Linked DNA regions of Homo sapiens: region 2 is linked to region 1. A link is a contact called in ENCODE Hi-C or POLR2A ChIA-PET data. All regions are on one chromosome and are shown on one strand. The core of a region is the stretch at or near the end of the contact, and the rest is flanking DNA. Distances in the headings are between cores, read along the strand shown. Region 1 holds the start of FGF14-IT1 (FGF14 intronic transcript 1). Region 2 overlaps TPP2 (tripeptidyl peptidase 2).

The links. A loop is a pair of places that touch in the nucleus more often than their neighbours do. ChIA-PET counts read pairs that join two places held with the same protein, here RNA polymerase II (POLR2A). Pooled maps may share reads with other maps.
Region 2: a pooled map shows a loop between it and region 1 (2.6-fold over the local background). The contact joins the enhancer-like site here to the promoter of FGF14-IT1 in region 1. A Hi-C loop is called at or near these places in 2 of 50 pooled maps. POLR2A ChIA-PET finds 5 or more read pairs at or near these places in 2 of 52 experiments (T-cell and activated naive CD4-positive, alpha-beta T cell).

What each region holds. Positions count from the first base shown.
Region 1 is chr13:102,389,672-102,397,572 of GRCh38, reverse strand. It overlaps FGF14-IT1 (FGF14 intronic transcript 1), which reads left to right and starts at 3,054. Exons shown (of 4, transcript NR_036486.1): 1 at 3,054-3,219; 2 at 3,742-3,815. FGF14-AS2 (FGF14 antisense RNA 2) reads right to left here and starts at 2,995. Exons shown (of 1, transcript NR_036487.1): 1 at 1,868-2,995. It also overlaps a transcript of FGF14 not described here. RefSeq lists an enhancer at 2,919-3,148.
Region 2 is chr13:102,647,778-102,655,678 of GRCh38, reverse strand. It overlaps TPP2 (tripeptidyl peptidase 2), which reads right to left. Exons shown (of 30, transcript NM_001330588.2): 22 at 6,528-6,772; 23 at 6,193-6,271; 24 at 4,282-4,320. Among named protein-coding and RNA genes, the nearest start is that of METTL21C, 43 kb to the left of the region's middle. Within about 2 kb of position 3,563, at least 4 of the 41 ENCODE cell types and tissues checked have a DNase peak (open chromatin) inside an H3K27ac peak, as active enhancers do.

The DNA.
Region 1 (7,901 bases), core at 1,805-4,304:
GTAGGATTTTGGAAAACACAGATTTTAAGATAAATCATAATCTAAGAGGATTTTATTGAGTACAAATGTCAGTGCCCAGTGTTAGTACGAAGCAGACGCCCTAGACCTAGTTCTGCACAGCACACTGAGAACATTCCATCAATTCTCTTTTTCTGAACTCAGTCTCCCGCTCTGTCGTGTAACTTTGAGGTGGAACATGCAGGGCTTGGTAGGACCCATGATCACTTTCTATTTCCTACTTGTCTGGCTGCCTTTCAGCTCTGCTTTTGCCTTTCACTAAGCTGTTTTAGGTGCCAAAACACCTGGTATGCCACTGTTACTCATTTAAATATACGTTTTTTTAAAAAGCTACTTGCTTTACATCTAGGGCTGTCATGGTGTTTGGAAGTGAGAAAATAGGAAGAGAGGGAAGAAGAGTGAGCACTTTTTACTCCCCTCCTTCTCAGCCTACCGACTCATCCTAGGTTCCAGTAGAGCTGGGTGAGCCACAAATGGGCCACAACCTCTGCAAGTCTAAACACTGAGTATATTTCAAATGAAAACATCAAATTCAGACTGCACGTCTGGAACAGCAAACAGATGTAAGCTGCTTCTTCTAACATGCTTGGCTGTAGAGTGGGATTCAATGTAGTATTAGTTGGCCTTAGACTCCATCCAGGAAGCTTATTTACTGAGGTAACAAAATGGGTTTTGTAGAGCAGTGCCACTCCATGAACCAAAGGATGGCATTTTAGGTAGGCTTCGGAGTACTGCCTTGTTGGGAGAGTAGATTTTTCTTTTTTGAAATGTATATCCCAGTTAATAAGTGTAAAATTCAATGCATGATAATCTAAACTTAGTTTTAACAATGAAGATGACTTTGGCTGTACAACTTGTTCTCATCTTAGACAGCATCCATAACTGAGAAAATTTGTTCAAATGATGCAGTACTTTCTGAAAGTGCTAAAGCTAATTCTATACTATACTTCACGTTTCCTACAATGAACCATTCCTTTAAAATGTTCGAACCCAGTCTTCCATGTTTTAGCAACACAAACATTGGAGACTTTTGTGAAGTGTTTTTATACATATGGTAACAAGGACAACAACCAATGTTTTCACTCCTTTGCACATTTTGGCATCATACCTCACTCAAATTGACTCATACGCCTTCTATAAATACCACGTAGATGTCTCAAAATGGAAGCATTTATTCAAAATAGTGTCTTTTGCCTTAAGGGGAAACAGTTGGGCTGTTTGAACAGTCTAACAGGAGCTCTTCTCTTCAGTGTTAAACAAGTCATTGCACTGTGCCTATTTTTAATAAAACCTTTGAGCCCAACTCAGTATTACCTCCAGGAGGGACTGTGGAGGTAATACTATTTACCTCCTGTAAATAGGGACAGGGAAACACCTATTTACACATCTGCCTGCTCACTGCCATAGTCTGTGTGGTGTTCCTTAGGACTTGTGTACCAGGTACAAGGTTTAGTTATGTGTTGAACCCGGGTACTGAAGGGCATGGAGTTTTCTGAGGGAGACTTCTCAGCTCCCCGTATACCTCTAGAGATGCAATAGCTCTTTTGTATCAAGACCAACTATGTCCTGATGTTTTCCCTGTGTAGTTCTCTAGCTGCCACTATTTTTTTTACTTTGGTCAGAATGTAAAAGGTAGGATGATGAAGAGAAGGGAACAAAAGGAGGGATTCTTAGGGACTTCCTAAACTTGAAGGCAAAAAGGATGAATGTCGCAGACATGTTTTATAGGGAACAGTGAAGTTCTTGTTTGATTAGTCTGGTAACATCATGTAAGAAAGTCACCCAACAACTGCTGGGCACCACTGCCTTTGTCACTGTCTCTTGACAAAAACTCTGTTCACGACACATGGTAGGTTTTCAATACACTTTAATAAAATAGTGAAAAATAGGTATCTCTAGGATAGTGAACTATGGGACTACAAAGGGCAGGACGATACATTTTACTTGGTTAAATTCGCTTAATGCTTACTCCTTTCTCAAAGCGCCAACCAAGAATTTGGCTACTAAATAAAGAAAAAAGCTGTTAGTGGCTCTTTATCCGCCACGATAGGGTGCTCTGAAACCCGGTCCTGCAGACATTCCCTTGGCCCACATTTTATAGCTTCCTTCTCAGTCTCAAGGCCTGTAGTCTACTGTTCACACTCGAGCCTCTCGCAAAATACACAAGCTCAAAAGCTCATGGCGTTCTCCCCATCTGGCATTCTCGGCCTTAGAATAGCAAACGTTAGGGCACCATTAGGTTCATAGTTGCCAGACCCTTCATTTTCTTTTTTAATCTTTAATTTTCTTCTTAACAAGGAAGACATTCCGCAAAAAATAAACTCCCTCTTTTGAGCTCCTTTCTCTGAAGATGGTAACTGGAACTCTCATTAGTAAAGAACCTCGAGTTCCAGTTGCTTTGGACGGAGTTTCTCGCTTAGTATTTTGCTCTTTGGCAGTTTGAAAAGCAGTAATCTTCCAACTTCGCAGCTCCCTGCACTCGCGCCTACCACCCTGATCTATTTGGCTTTCTCCTTTTTGGAGCCACTTTAAAAGGTGCAGGGTGCTGGGCCGCTGTGGCCTCGGGCTGAGAGGCGGGGAGTTGGTGTCCGGGACCAGAAAGTTTGGCAGAAGCCACGGCTCTGGGCCCAGGCCCCGGGCTTCCAGAGAAGTGTGTCATTATTTGTTTTCTGCAAAGCCGCGAGCGGGCCCACGCTGCAGCTCTGCCTCCAGGCGTGGAACCCCTCGGTAATCCGGGTGAAGCTGGGTTCCGAGTGTGGACTGCTTCGGCTCTGAGGAGGAGGGAGCCCAACGGGCCAGGCACGGGCTTCCTCCTGGCTTTACCCATTGGCCCAGAGTCCCCGGTCCCGCCGCCGCTGCCCTCTGCTCACGGGGACCGGCCATCACCGCGCTCCCAGCCTCGGCTCGCCGGGGGCTTCGCTACGCAATGCGGCGGAAGCGGCCCGTTGGAGCCGCCGTAGCGCGGGAAGTTTCCGTTGCCACGGAGATGACCTCTGACCCTAGGGCGTCTCTGGGACCCGGCAGCTTGTGCTGTTGTTGCTATGGAAACCATGGCGGCCGGAAGCCGCCGCGCGGGAGAGACTTGGGGCGCGGGTCGGGGCTAGGGCTCCTGCCCTGGCAGAGATCTTCGCTCTTCCGTGGTGGCCGGGGACCGGGCAGTGAGCGGCCGGCTCTGCCGCCCGCGGGGCGCGGGTTTGCAAGGTCACTCCTCCGGCGTTGACGCGGGGGCACCCCATGTGCACTGCTGGACCTGAGGGATGGGAAAGCCACAGGTGGCTGCCTTGGCCCTCCCGGTCTGGCCTCCCGCTAGCGGGCGCCAGCTCTGGACCCGAGACCCATCTGAAGGAAAGGGAAGGGAGCTGGCGTTGCTGGTGATTCTGCCCAAGCTCAGGACTGGGAGAGAACGAGCCAAGTTCTGGTCTCAGCTTACACACTAGCTACTGGGAGACCCTGGGCGGGTCCTGAAGTTTTCTGGGCTTCAGTCCCCTCGGCTACTACAAGAAGGATATTGATTAGAGTAATCCCAGATCAGCCCCAGCTCTAATATTCTAGGTTCCCATAACGTTCACACCCAGTCCTGATTGTAAGTAAACTTCCCTCACCCCTTCCCTGTATCTCTCCCGGACTATGTTAACTATATATTTAAATTGTACTCTAAATTCAGAGACCATCAGAGATAAGAGGTTGACCTTAGCGATCACAAACAACCTGTTCCTTTTACAGGTGTGGCAACTCCTTCCCAGTGGAGGAAGCGACTGTTCCAAGAGCCAGTTTTGGAATTGTAGGCACAAACACAGGTAGAAGCTTTGAGCCTTGGGTGAAGAAACGCGTATTTTACTGGTGACACTAGGAAGAGCTCCTCATGCGCTTCATAGAATTGTGTGGTTGGTGCTGAAATAGATGGCATTCCATTTATCCATTATATTCCCCAGATACCTTTTCCTTAGACAGTTTTAAGATTTTCGGGGTAGGGGAGGGTATCTTCACTAGTTTATTTTTCCTTCTCTCATATCCATGCTATTGGGAAAAATCTTTCTTAAATCTTTTTTATAAACCTCATTTGTAAATTAAGAAGTTGAAAAAGATTATTTTCAGAGTTTATTACAACTCTGAAATTTATGAATTATTTCTTTTAGGTCCACGTGCTTTTTATCACTTTTTCAGTAACTACAATCTCAAAAAAACAAAAAACAAAACTTAGTAAACACTTAAAAAGTGCTGCTGTGTTTGAACTGTTGATGCTGGAGATACAGGGGTGAAGAAGAGTTCTTCCTTCAAGGAATTAGCAGGAAAGACAAAAGACAGGATCAATTATGATGTGGTGAACAATTCTGTGTAGGTGGACCAAGGTGCTATAGGGCCAAGGAAGAGGGGCATGGAAAGGTTTCTGGAGGGAATAAAACTCAGACTGAGTCATGAAGAATGACTAAGAGTTAGCCACGTGGTAAAGGCACTGGTTAGGCTGTCAAGGAAGAGAAAGAAGCATACTTTAAGCTTTGGGGGCGTCAAAGATTGTGGTGCAGACCGAGAATATCAAGTACAACTGAGAAATAGAGGGTGTTTCTAGGGAGTGGCAGGTAGTGAGTGGGGTTGCAAGGTAGTGAGGCACAGATCGTGAGCTCTCTTCTGTGTCATGATCATATCTACCCTTTAGACAACCATTATGACTACAGCGTGGAAAACAGCTCTGGGTTGGGCAAGGTTGAAGGTGGAAAGACCAGGGAGGAAGAGCAGTGAGCAGTGGTGAGCGGTCCAGAATAAGGCAGTGACAGGCACTAGAGAGGAAGTGAAGTCCATCCATCTTAGTGGCCAGTTTGAATTTGGGAAGGAAGTTGAAGGAGGAGTCTGGAATTTTCTGATTACAGGTTTTTGATTTGGACAGTTCTGGTGAGCTAGTCTTCTGGCCATTTGCCAACAGAACACTTCCATCTTCTTGAGACATGGTTGGCTGTCTTCTGACTGTTTATATTGAGGGGCCGAGGTAGCTTTTAACAGCAAGTAGGAGACTTAGACAAGCTTCTCTTTCTAGATTAAAATTTAAATGGACAGTTCTGGGAGAGTTGCTGTGGGATAAAAAGTTCATCTTGATTTCAAACCCGAAAATCCTTAGGACTGGGAAAAAATGCTTTACAATAAAGATATGCCAAAATGATTTTTTTAAACGATTATGTACAATTCTTTGTCAATAGCAGATGTTTTTATGGACACAATACTTTGTTCAGTTTGAGGAGTCAAGTAGTGCAATTAAAAGCCAAGTTTTCAGATTTACTATTCAGGTCTGGCAAGAAAAGAGAAGGAAGTATGAACTTTATTGAATTTACATATGTAAGTTTGCACACGTGCTTTTTTAGATAGGAATGAATGTAGTTAAAATGCCTTTTTTTCCTCCTGTAGCATTTTGTTGTCTGCACAATTATAGTGGATCACTGAAGTGTGTGGTAACCTTATCTGTAATGCTGCATCTTAAAGGTGTAGCTTGGGAGGGATTGTAATATCTGTTCTTTCCACTTCCTGTGTGGAGCACATGGTATAATATTGTACTTTAAGAAATATGAACATAAGAAGGCTTAAAGACTAAAAGAGAAATCATATCTCATAATTGTAGTCCTTTTTGTTTCAACAGCCACTTATTTGTAGTCTGAAACTCATCTTCTTTAGTTGTATTGCTGCTGTATACCAGGTGTTGTAACTTTTAAGCAAAGAAAGGACCCTGTCTGCTAGGAGAACTGAGTCAGTTTTCTACGTAAGCACTCAGTAGTAACCATCATTTGGCCTTAGCATTTTATTGTTGGGACAAATTGAAAGCAGTAACACAATATGCTCTTTCCTCCTTCATTGCTAAATGAGTTGATTTGTTTCCTGAGAAGTGATGTTTTCCATTAACTTGATTATTTTTTCTTGTACCTTTAAAAATTTTTTCAACTCACATGACAAGTAACATAAAATACCTCACATCTCAGACAAATAATAATGACTGTTAAATATTGGAAATACTTTTAATGAGATCAGTACCAAATGTTAGAGATATTTTAATGATGCAGTTAAGAAATTTGATATAGGATAAAAATTTTACATCATTATTGCTTATTATTATCTCTTTTCTAGTTTTCTTTTAAAATGTTGGGAATAATTTTAAACAACACAGTACTGAGGCCATTCTGGTACATGTGTGGCAGATGTGACTCTGTATGGGGGATACTAACTGTGACATGAATGCTATAGTTAGTATGTGGTCTGATATGCAGCCATAAAGTCCGCCCAGCTTTGTCAGACCGCTTGCCCTTTGTTGTAGCAAAGTGCTTTTCCAGTACTGATATTTCATCCCTTTGTCTCCTTCTCCCTGTATTTGTACTATCCGATTCTAGATTTTGTCCTTTTACATATTTTTTAGTCATGTTTTTCAAAAATTTTGTCATCAACTTACTCTTCAGGCAAGATCAGGATTAGTATTCAATTGGATTTACCTCTTTTACATTCATTACATTAGGAAAATAGACCCAAAATAATAAAATAGTTGTCTGAGAGTAAATGAGAAACATCTGTCTGAACTTGAAACATTTACCCAAAATGATATTTATTCGGCTTAAGTTTTTTCTTTCTGTACTTCAAATTAACATGTAAAAGAACGGTGATGTGGATCTACTGCATTATTTGATTATATAATTAAATGACTTTTAGGGCATGGTAAATCTCTCACCTAGTTTTCCCGTTAACGAATGTATATTACACTTACTAGATTTTTAAAATTATATTACTCTTTTGCTTTAACAGAAATGTTCTGAATTATTTTGAATCCTGTGTTATTATTAGTTGATAACAACTAATCTTTAGAGAATGCTTCTATATACTAGGCACTCTACCTATACTATCTAATTTCATCTTTAAAATCACAGGAAAATCTTTTATACTTCTGTTAAAAATTATGAAGCCCAAGCATGAAAAGATTAAGGAAGTTACTGGAGAGTACCTAGCTAGTAACTGAAAGATCTGAGTATAAAACCAAAACCAAGTAATCTGACTCCAGAATACATACTCTTAAATCCCTAAATTGCAGCTACCGCTCTAGAAAGGATGTTGAACAGAATGCTTGTGAAAGTGATCAGTATTTCTCCTAATGTTTTTGTGAATTATTCTGTCCTGAAACTAAAAGGGACTGTGATATATTCACTGTTTAGCTATCTAGAATTTTTAATGCTTTCTTAGTGAGATATAATTTATATACATTAAAATGCACAGTCTTAACTTTATAGCTTGATGTATTCTAACAGTTGTGTGCATCATTGTAACCACTACCCTAGTTAAGATATGGAATATTCCTATCACCCGCCCCCAAAATTTTTCTTATTTCCATTCTGTTCCTACCCATCCCCACTCTGAGAAGCAACCGCCATTCTGATTTCTCTCCCCTTAGTTTGACCTATAGTAGAACTTCATATCATTAAATCATGAAGTCTTCACACTTTTGAGTTTGCCTTTTTCACTCAACATATTGTTTCCGGGATATGACATTGCATGTTAGACGTGGAGAATTCAACATGGTAGCTTCTGTTTTATTTTTTAAACCGGAAACTCCTAACATCTAAAAATTTCAGGAACTACCAAGGGTCTCACAGTTTACCCAGCTTGCTAGTCTGCTGCAGTTACATGATGCTGGCAGAAGACAGGGGACTCCTGGGTCAGAGACAGGGGATTTTATCACTCAGAGCATAGAAGACAGCATGAGCTTCATGTGGTTGTCAGTTCCCTGTATGTCCCAAAATCCTTTCAGGGGCAATGCTGAGTGTCTCAGGTGGATGCTTGCTCACAGCGGATTTGTGTCATTGCTCAGTGGTCTGTAATGCAGCCATATCAGGAAATTCCCAATCTTTTAAGGGGCTTCTAGC
Region 2 (7,901 bases), core at 2,314-4,813, 260 kb before region 1:
AGTCAACATGTCTGTGATTCTTTTGAGAAGTTTTGCTTTGAAGACAGCAGCAGAGAAATGGAGAGTAACTGTATTTATTTTATTCACAGATAAGTCTTGACTTGTGAAAGGTAAAGCATTATTTGGGAAATGAAATCACATGCTATACCTGCTAGATTTGTTTTTGGCACAGTAACTGGGTGTCCTTAATTAAGTCGTTATTTATTAAGTCAGTTCCTCAAATTCTATCTTCAGGTTTGCATTTAAAATGGTGCTAAATTAAAATACTATATTCATTTTAATTAACAAAGTTTGTAAAACTGAAACAAATGTTCCCAAAAAGACATTCACTGAAAAAGCTTTACTCTGGTTGAGTAAAAAAATAATACTGCAAGTCCTCACCTCCCGCAAATAGGATTTTTAGGAGCATATACGACACAAATATTCCCATTTTAAATATTTTCACCAACACAATTTCGGGGTATAAAATGATGTAACAGTAAACAACAGGAACTATGGTTGTAGTTCTAATAGTATTCCAACACAAAATAATAATCCTATCTCCACACTGACTCATTTAAAGCACAGAAAACCACTTTGATGTCAGATAACCATATAAATCCATTTGTAGCCACTGGCTGTCATTCTCCCTCTGAGGTCAGGGGGCCAGAACCTGTAAACAAAGGCCTCACGTGAAACATGAGACTGGGAAAAGGAAACAGGTCTATTGCTTGGGCTAGCTCTTTCAGGACCCAGCTGCCTGTCCTGCTCCTCTCCTTCTTGAGGTTCACTCTCTGGGTAGGCACTGCCCTGAGCAAAGCCAAGGTAAGCGCAAAATCTGAGCTGATCTTCTACCACCAAGTTCTTATGGAAACAGACTGCATCAGTGTCATCTGTACAGCAAAGACAACACATCTAGGAATTAAAGGGGCTAAGTGGCCTCCAATATTTACTTTCTGTTAATATAGCTCCATTCTCCATGGAATTGAGCTTCTCTGCCACCCAGTGTGCTAGAAGAGTGGTCTCCAGTCTTTCTCCCTGAGCTTCCCACACCTCCTCACCGTATCAGGGAGAGAGGTATGCTGCTCTTAGGCAGGCAGCCTATGTGTTGTGAGGCACTTCCTCCTCAGACTCAGAGGTATTTGCTATTGTTTTAGTACAGAAGAGAAAAGAGAATTGAATTTAAAATGAACAATCTATTAAAATTAATTTAGGATTTACAATTAATTCTAACAAAGACCTATCAAAAGTGGGAAAAAAGATATCCTAGTAACCTTAGACTATCATTAAAAGCAAAAAAAGAGACAAAGAAAGTTTATGATGAATTATCTTAGTGAAACAAAAATCAAGGTTTTGTAATCAGCATTTTACATGTTAAATATATCAAATTAACAATTATAAATGTTAGTGTAATCCTACAAGATGTTTCAGGACAGGGAATTTTTTATTAGTAAAAATTATAAACCTGGTAGTTTTAATTTCTAATCAAAAGAAAAATGGCGCTATTTTCACTTGCTGTATCACAATAATTTCTTCTTTGTGCCAATAAATATTAATATTTTTATGACAATTCTCAAGGGGTTAACATAGTACCAATTTAATAGAAATAATTTTGTACCTTTATTCTTGAGAAATCTTGATTATGGTTTAAAAAGACAGTCAAGAAGAATCTTCAGAGCAGAAATGCTATGAAGATTTCTCTACAGTATATATTTAATGTTAAGTTTAGAAAAAAGGCATTCCAGCTATTCATGAAGTATTTCAACAGTGTTCAAACTGAACAGTGTTATTCAGAAAGTCAAACTCACCTGCCAAACCAATAACTACTCTTTGGGCAACACAACGCACTATAAGTTAAATTGTGGTTCAAAATGGCAATTTCTTTAGTTCTTAAAATTGTTAGTAACTGAATACTCAAAAATTTAAAAGCTTCACATAAACTATTTTTAAAATTTATATCATATTTGAATGCTATTTATGATCTGTTAAAAGTGACAATATTCAGGCTGGGTGCAGTGGCTCATGTCTGTAATTTCAGCATTTTGGGAGGCTGAGCCAGGAGGATCGTCCGAGGCCGGGAGTTTTAGACCACCTTGGGCAACATACGTAGTAAGACCTCTCTCTATAAAAAGTAAAAATTAGCCAGGCATAGTGGCACACGCCTGTAGTCCCAGCCACTCTAGGGAGGCTGAGGTGGGAGGATCACTTGAGCCCAGGAGCTGGAGGCAACAGTGAGCTACGATCATGCCACTGTACTCTAGCCTGGAGTGTAGAGTGAGACTGTCTCTTAAAAAAACATACAAACAAACAGAAAATATATTATTGCATTTTACAAGGAATTTTAAAAAGGGTGACATACCGTTTCAAATCAAGTCACTGAAACCCAGAGGAAAAAATCTATTAAGAATTATATACAAAATGCTATTTATCTTAATCAACCGGAAATTATACATGTATTTTTTTCTTTGTAATGTGACTATAAAACTGTAATACTAATTATTTCTAAAATAAGAGCTTTATTGTGTACTTGCATTGAAGACAGAAAGGAACGAGCAGAGATAACTCTAGCTGCCAAGTTCTTCAAATGAAGCTTTACTAATCACCAAGTAAATGCCTTCCTATTCATTCAGTGTTTTCCTAACTATACAACCTAATTCAAACAAAATCTACCCAAACTTGCAAAAGGTCAACAAAAATAAGAAGAAAAATAATTGGCTATGGCCTTCGTGATAAGTGCCTTCTATTTTTAATAGATTCCTAGAATACCTATTCCTTGTTCTCTAAAGCAGTAACTTGCAAACTATTTTTACAATGTCCCAAAGATATACACATTAATACATAAAATGAAATTACAATTTTATGAGTCTGATGAACTGACATTTCCTATTTTAAAAAAATGCTGTTTTTATCCCATTACGTGGCCCCCAAACGGTCAAGACACCCAGTTGAGAAATACTGATCTTTAGATCTTTCTCCAGAAAGATGATTCCTAGTATCTGTATTTTGTTTGGACAAATTATTTACTATTATGTAATAATATGGACATTTCAGAAGACATTTTAATAAAGGATAAGCTGTTATAGAATGGTGATTCCCCAGTTCCATATCACTACTAATTAACAAGTATACATTAGGACATTACTGATTTTCCCACTGTAATTCTTTCTGTTTAAAAAGAAATCATGAAAATGTTGAATGACGTAGCACGTCTTCACCAGAAAGCTTATTAAATATGTGGTCCCTTTTATATATATATATATATATATATATATATATATATATATATATATATATATATATATGTATGTATGTTTTGTTTTGAGACAGGGTCTCACTCTGTCACCCAGACTGGAGTGCAGTGGTGTGATCTCAGCTTACTGCAGCCTCCACCTCCCAGGCTCAAGCGATCTTTCCACCTCAGCCTCCAATAGAGTAGCTGGGACTATAAGTGTGTGCTACCACGCCTGGCTAATTTTTGCATTTTTTTGTAGAGACAGGGTTTCACCATGCTGCCCAGGCTGGTTTCAAACCGCTGAGCTCAAGGGATCTGCCCAACTTGCCCTCCCAAAGTGCCGGGATTACAGGCATGAGTCACTGCGCCTGGCCCTAAAATATATTTATAGCAGACATTTTCTTTTCTGAGTTAAATCTGGCCCCAGCAGTAAATCAAAGATTGCTTAATATGCTGCAGAGAGGCTGATCAGACCACTTAGTAGCGATGGGCTTAAAATCTGTGTTCTTAGCATAAGCTTTAATTGTCAGTGAACAGTCCTTATTTCTGTTCCTGCTACATCCATTGATCTTTATTGTTTCTCTTCTTTCAGAACCAGAATGGATACAAGAGCAGGGAATAAAGTTCGCTTTAAAAAGCTGCAACATTTTATTAATCAAATCACCCAATTTAAAAGTGCTTTTAGACTTTAAAAATAAGTGCTTTAGCTTATATGGCTAAAAAAAAAAAATTATCACATCCATCTCTCTATAAAATTGTAAATATGAAAAATTTCAAATATTGCTACTTGTTATCATATCTGTAGCAAGAAATGAATAGCATTAAAATTTTTGTATACACAGAGAAAATGAGTCATCCAGGAATTTATGGTGGGGAAAAAAAAAAAAACCTTTAGAAAAGCAGTATGTCAACAATGCTTCTAAGTACAGCTAAGAGCACTATACTTTAGAATGCAAAGAAAGGAAACTAAGGGAGACTTATTAAAAAAAAGGTTTATAATAGTGACAGAAAAAAGTTTAATATGCAAATAAGGCTTTAAGACATCTTTTTTAAGAACTGACAATCAGTACCTTTTTAAATTTTCCTTGTCGTTTTGCTGCAGACTGCCCCTGGGAGTTAGAACGACATTCTGTAAGAAAACATGCATAATCTACACAGGATGGAGACAGAACCTCTGTCTAATTGTCTTTCAGTTTATGTTCCACCTGTGTTACACCACTTAGAAGGCTCAGGTCTGTGATTAAGATGGCATGCTTTTAAAGAAAGCAACATTGCCACTTTCATTCCTTACATAAGAAAAAGTACTCAAATATGTTATTACTAAGAGTACATGTCAACTTCTTATTGAAAAATTTAGTAGATCAAAATCTATTGCTTATAAAAGCATTTCTTAAAATAGTAAATTTAGTTGATGGTCTAGTCTGATTAAAGGGTACCACAACAACCCCATTGCCTATGCATTCTTATAAAAAGCAACAAAGTTACTGTGAAAGTCAAAGTGAAGTGAAAGTTACCTTCCCAACTACCAAAAAACAAGAAAACGCTAAACCACTGAGAAAAGATTACATAAACAATGTGATGGAAGTTATAATGAACTCAACAGCTTTAAGTTACTGCTTTCTCCCAGGAAGGTCTCCCTTGATAAATAGCTACCATAGTTAACACCACATATTTATAATTTAATTTCACAATTGTCTCCTAAAACAATGTAACTGGGAAGTAGTAACTATTTCTGAATTGCTAAAAGCCCACTTTTACTAATAATGCTTTTCTGTTATACTCTTCACAAGTAAGCAGACTCTTCAAAGTGTCATCTGTCATCTGAACGAAAATTCACAGCTGACGCCCAATAGCTGGAGCAGCTATGCTTCCTGTGAAATGAAATCTACAAAAAAAACTACCAGGGTTTCTTAAATCAGTGCATGTATTAATTACAAACCATTAACTATTGATTTACTTCAAATTATACTAAAGTACGTATGTATAAACAGTATAAACTGAAATGAGACCCAAGAAATGTCAGGGTAGGCAACTTTCTAAGCACAAGTTTCCCCAATTATGCTTCAATGACAGTAAATAAATGGCTTTTGGTTCAATAGTGGCAAAAAATAAATATAATTCTTAAGATGTATGAGAACTACTCATTTTGATAACAGCATTTATGTAGCAGGCTTACTTAGCTCTGTAAGAAGTAATAGTACAGAGAAATGCAAAACTGTTAAGAATGACAACTTTTACTGGCATTGAGCTAAAATGATTATTATGACAAAAGGTGATAGATCTATATAAACATCATTCTCATAATAAATTTGTAATGAAAACATAGAAGGAAAAAACAAAAACAGGTAGGTACTTATAAAACTGTAACATATATGTCTAAAGTACAACAACCAGAAACATATTTCTAAAAAAAGCATCATTTTGAAATTAAAAGGCAATACCAAAAGAAACATCTCATATTTTCCTACTTAACCATGTGAAATTCCAATGAGATAGGTCTGTAGAAGTGTGAAGAAACATGTTTTAGGGTAATTGTTCTGACTACTTTTTAAAAGCACCCCAAGATAATCTGATTTATTCCTATGTCCATAATCTTATATGGACAACCAATCTTATTGGTTAAATTTCTATAACATGTTCTAATCTTAAATATCACATGTATTTAAGCCAAGTTTGATTTGTATTTACATGTTTCACAGGAAGTTCAAGTGTATTAGCCGTAGGAGGTAAGACAGGTTCAGGGCCTGAGTACTGTAGGCTTGTGAAAAAGAAGCCTAAATATTTCAAAAGTAGCATACATTTTAAAAGACAACTAAATATTAACTGACTTTCACTAGTAACCTGGGAAAAAAGGATTAAATTTTTTTCCCCAAGAGTATATCTTCTCTTTTATCCATTCTGAAATGTGGAATTAATTCTTATCTTTAAAGAAATGAAATTTTTTAATAGGTAATTTCAGTGTTTAAAAAACTAATACTTACAGCTTTCTTTCCTAGTTCAGTCTTTGACAATGTTAAGGATCCTGCAAGATAGCATCCAGGTCCTGCCCCTTTAGGTATTCTAAACAAGAGAATTCAAAGAGAAAAAAAGCAACAAAAGAGAAAGTTTCACAAAGACAAGTAAGGGGAAAAACATGAAAACAATTCCACACTGAATTCATTCCCATAGCTAAGACTTCAAAAATCAAAGGAAGAAATACTTCAGCCAAAAAAAAAATGACTACATCCTCTAAATTTAGCCTAGATGTCATAAACTGACATTAAAAGGACTACAGTGTATACGATGGGCAGTAAGTATAAGCAATGTTATCACTTACTTATCATCAGGTAAGGAAGTAACAAAGAATGGCTGGTTATATTTGGGTGGTAATGTCAAATTGCTTGATTTCTTCTTCCCTAGAAGTGCAAAACTATGATTTTCATGAATATCTAAGCTCAAGGTATTAGACAATCTATGAGAAACAATAAATGGAAGGTCTTTAAGGCGTTCCAAATCACTGATTTGCTCATGGCGAATCTGTAGTCGAATTGTATAATCTCCTTTCTCCAGTTTCAAAGAATACTGAAAAAGAAAAACAACATTTGGGAAAAGTTAAGTTTAACCAAGTCAACGGAAATCACTGAAAGAGGATAAAGTGAAAGTTACCATTCACAGACTTGTTCATAATATGTGAGGTACAGTGCAAGGAACTAACTATCCAGACGTTCATATAACACATAAAGTCCCTAGTACGCTGGTGAGCAGACAGGATCAGGGACATCAAGTGACTTGCCTAACATCACACAGAGTAAAGTATAAGAGAGCTGAAGTCAGGTCTGACTTCAAAGCCCTCATTCTTTCCAGAACGACAGAATACTCCCACACTTTTAGCAAAACTCAGTGTCTGCTTGAGAATGACAAAAGCAGTGATTTTCTAGTTCATGGGTCCCTCAGAGACATATAAGAAACACTACCAAAAAAATGAGCAAAATTGAGGCACCATAGAATATCTAGGACAAATACACACACACACACACACACACACACACACACACACACGTGTAACTTATGACTACTGGTAATCCTTATTTCCTTTTAGAGAGGGGGACTCACTATGTTGCCCAGGCTGAAGTGCAGTGGCTGTTAACTGGTGCAATCATAGTGCACCATAGCCTAGAGCTCCAGGGCTCAAGCGATCCTCCCACCTCAGCTTCCTGAGTAGACGGGATCACAGGCATGTGCCACCATGCCCAGCTGATCTTCAAATTACAACCAAAATGTCACTCCTTTATTACAGACAGGAAAAAAACAGGAAACCAATAGAGATCAAGGGATACAAATCTATTATCCACTTAACAGGTTCAAGAGGAAGAGATGCTGTATCCTGTGTCAGCCACTTTTTCTGAGATTTAAAAAGTAACCAAAATAATAGCACTGCAGTAGGCCAGTCTGTAATGAGATGTGACTGCTACTTGCTTTGAGGAAAATCGATACCATTCCTTTAACAACTAATTGAAAAAAATCTCCATAAATTATTTTCATTTGTCAACATAAAATTATACATATTACAGGAAATATCTCATTTCTTTGCAGTAATATCTAAGGGATAAAATGTCTATAAATTATGTGATTTTTCCCTTCAATAAAACAGCACAAAGCATAGTGCCTGGTATGTAGTAAGTGCTCATTACAGAGTTGTCCAACGAGGTAG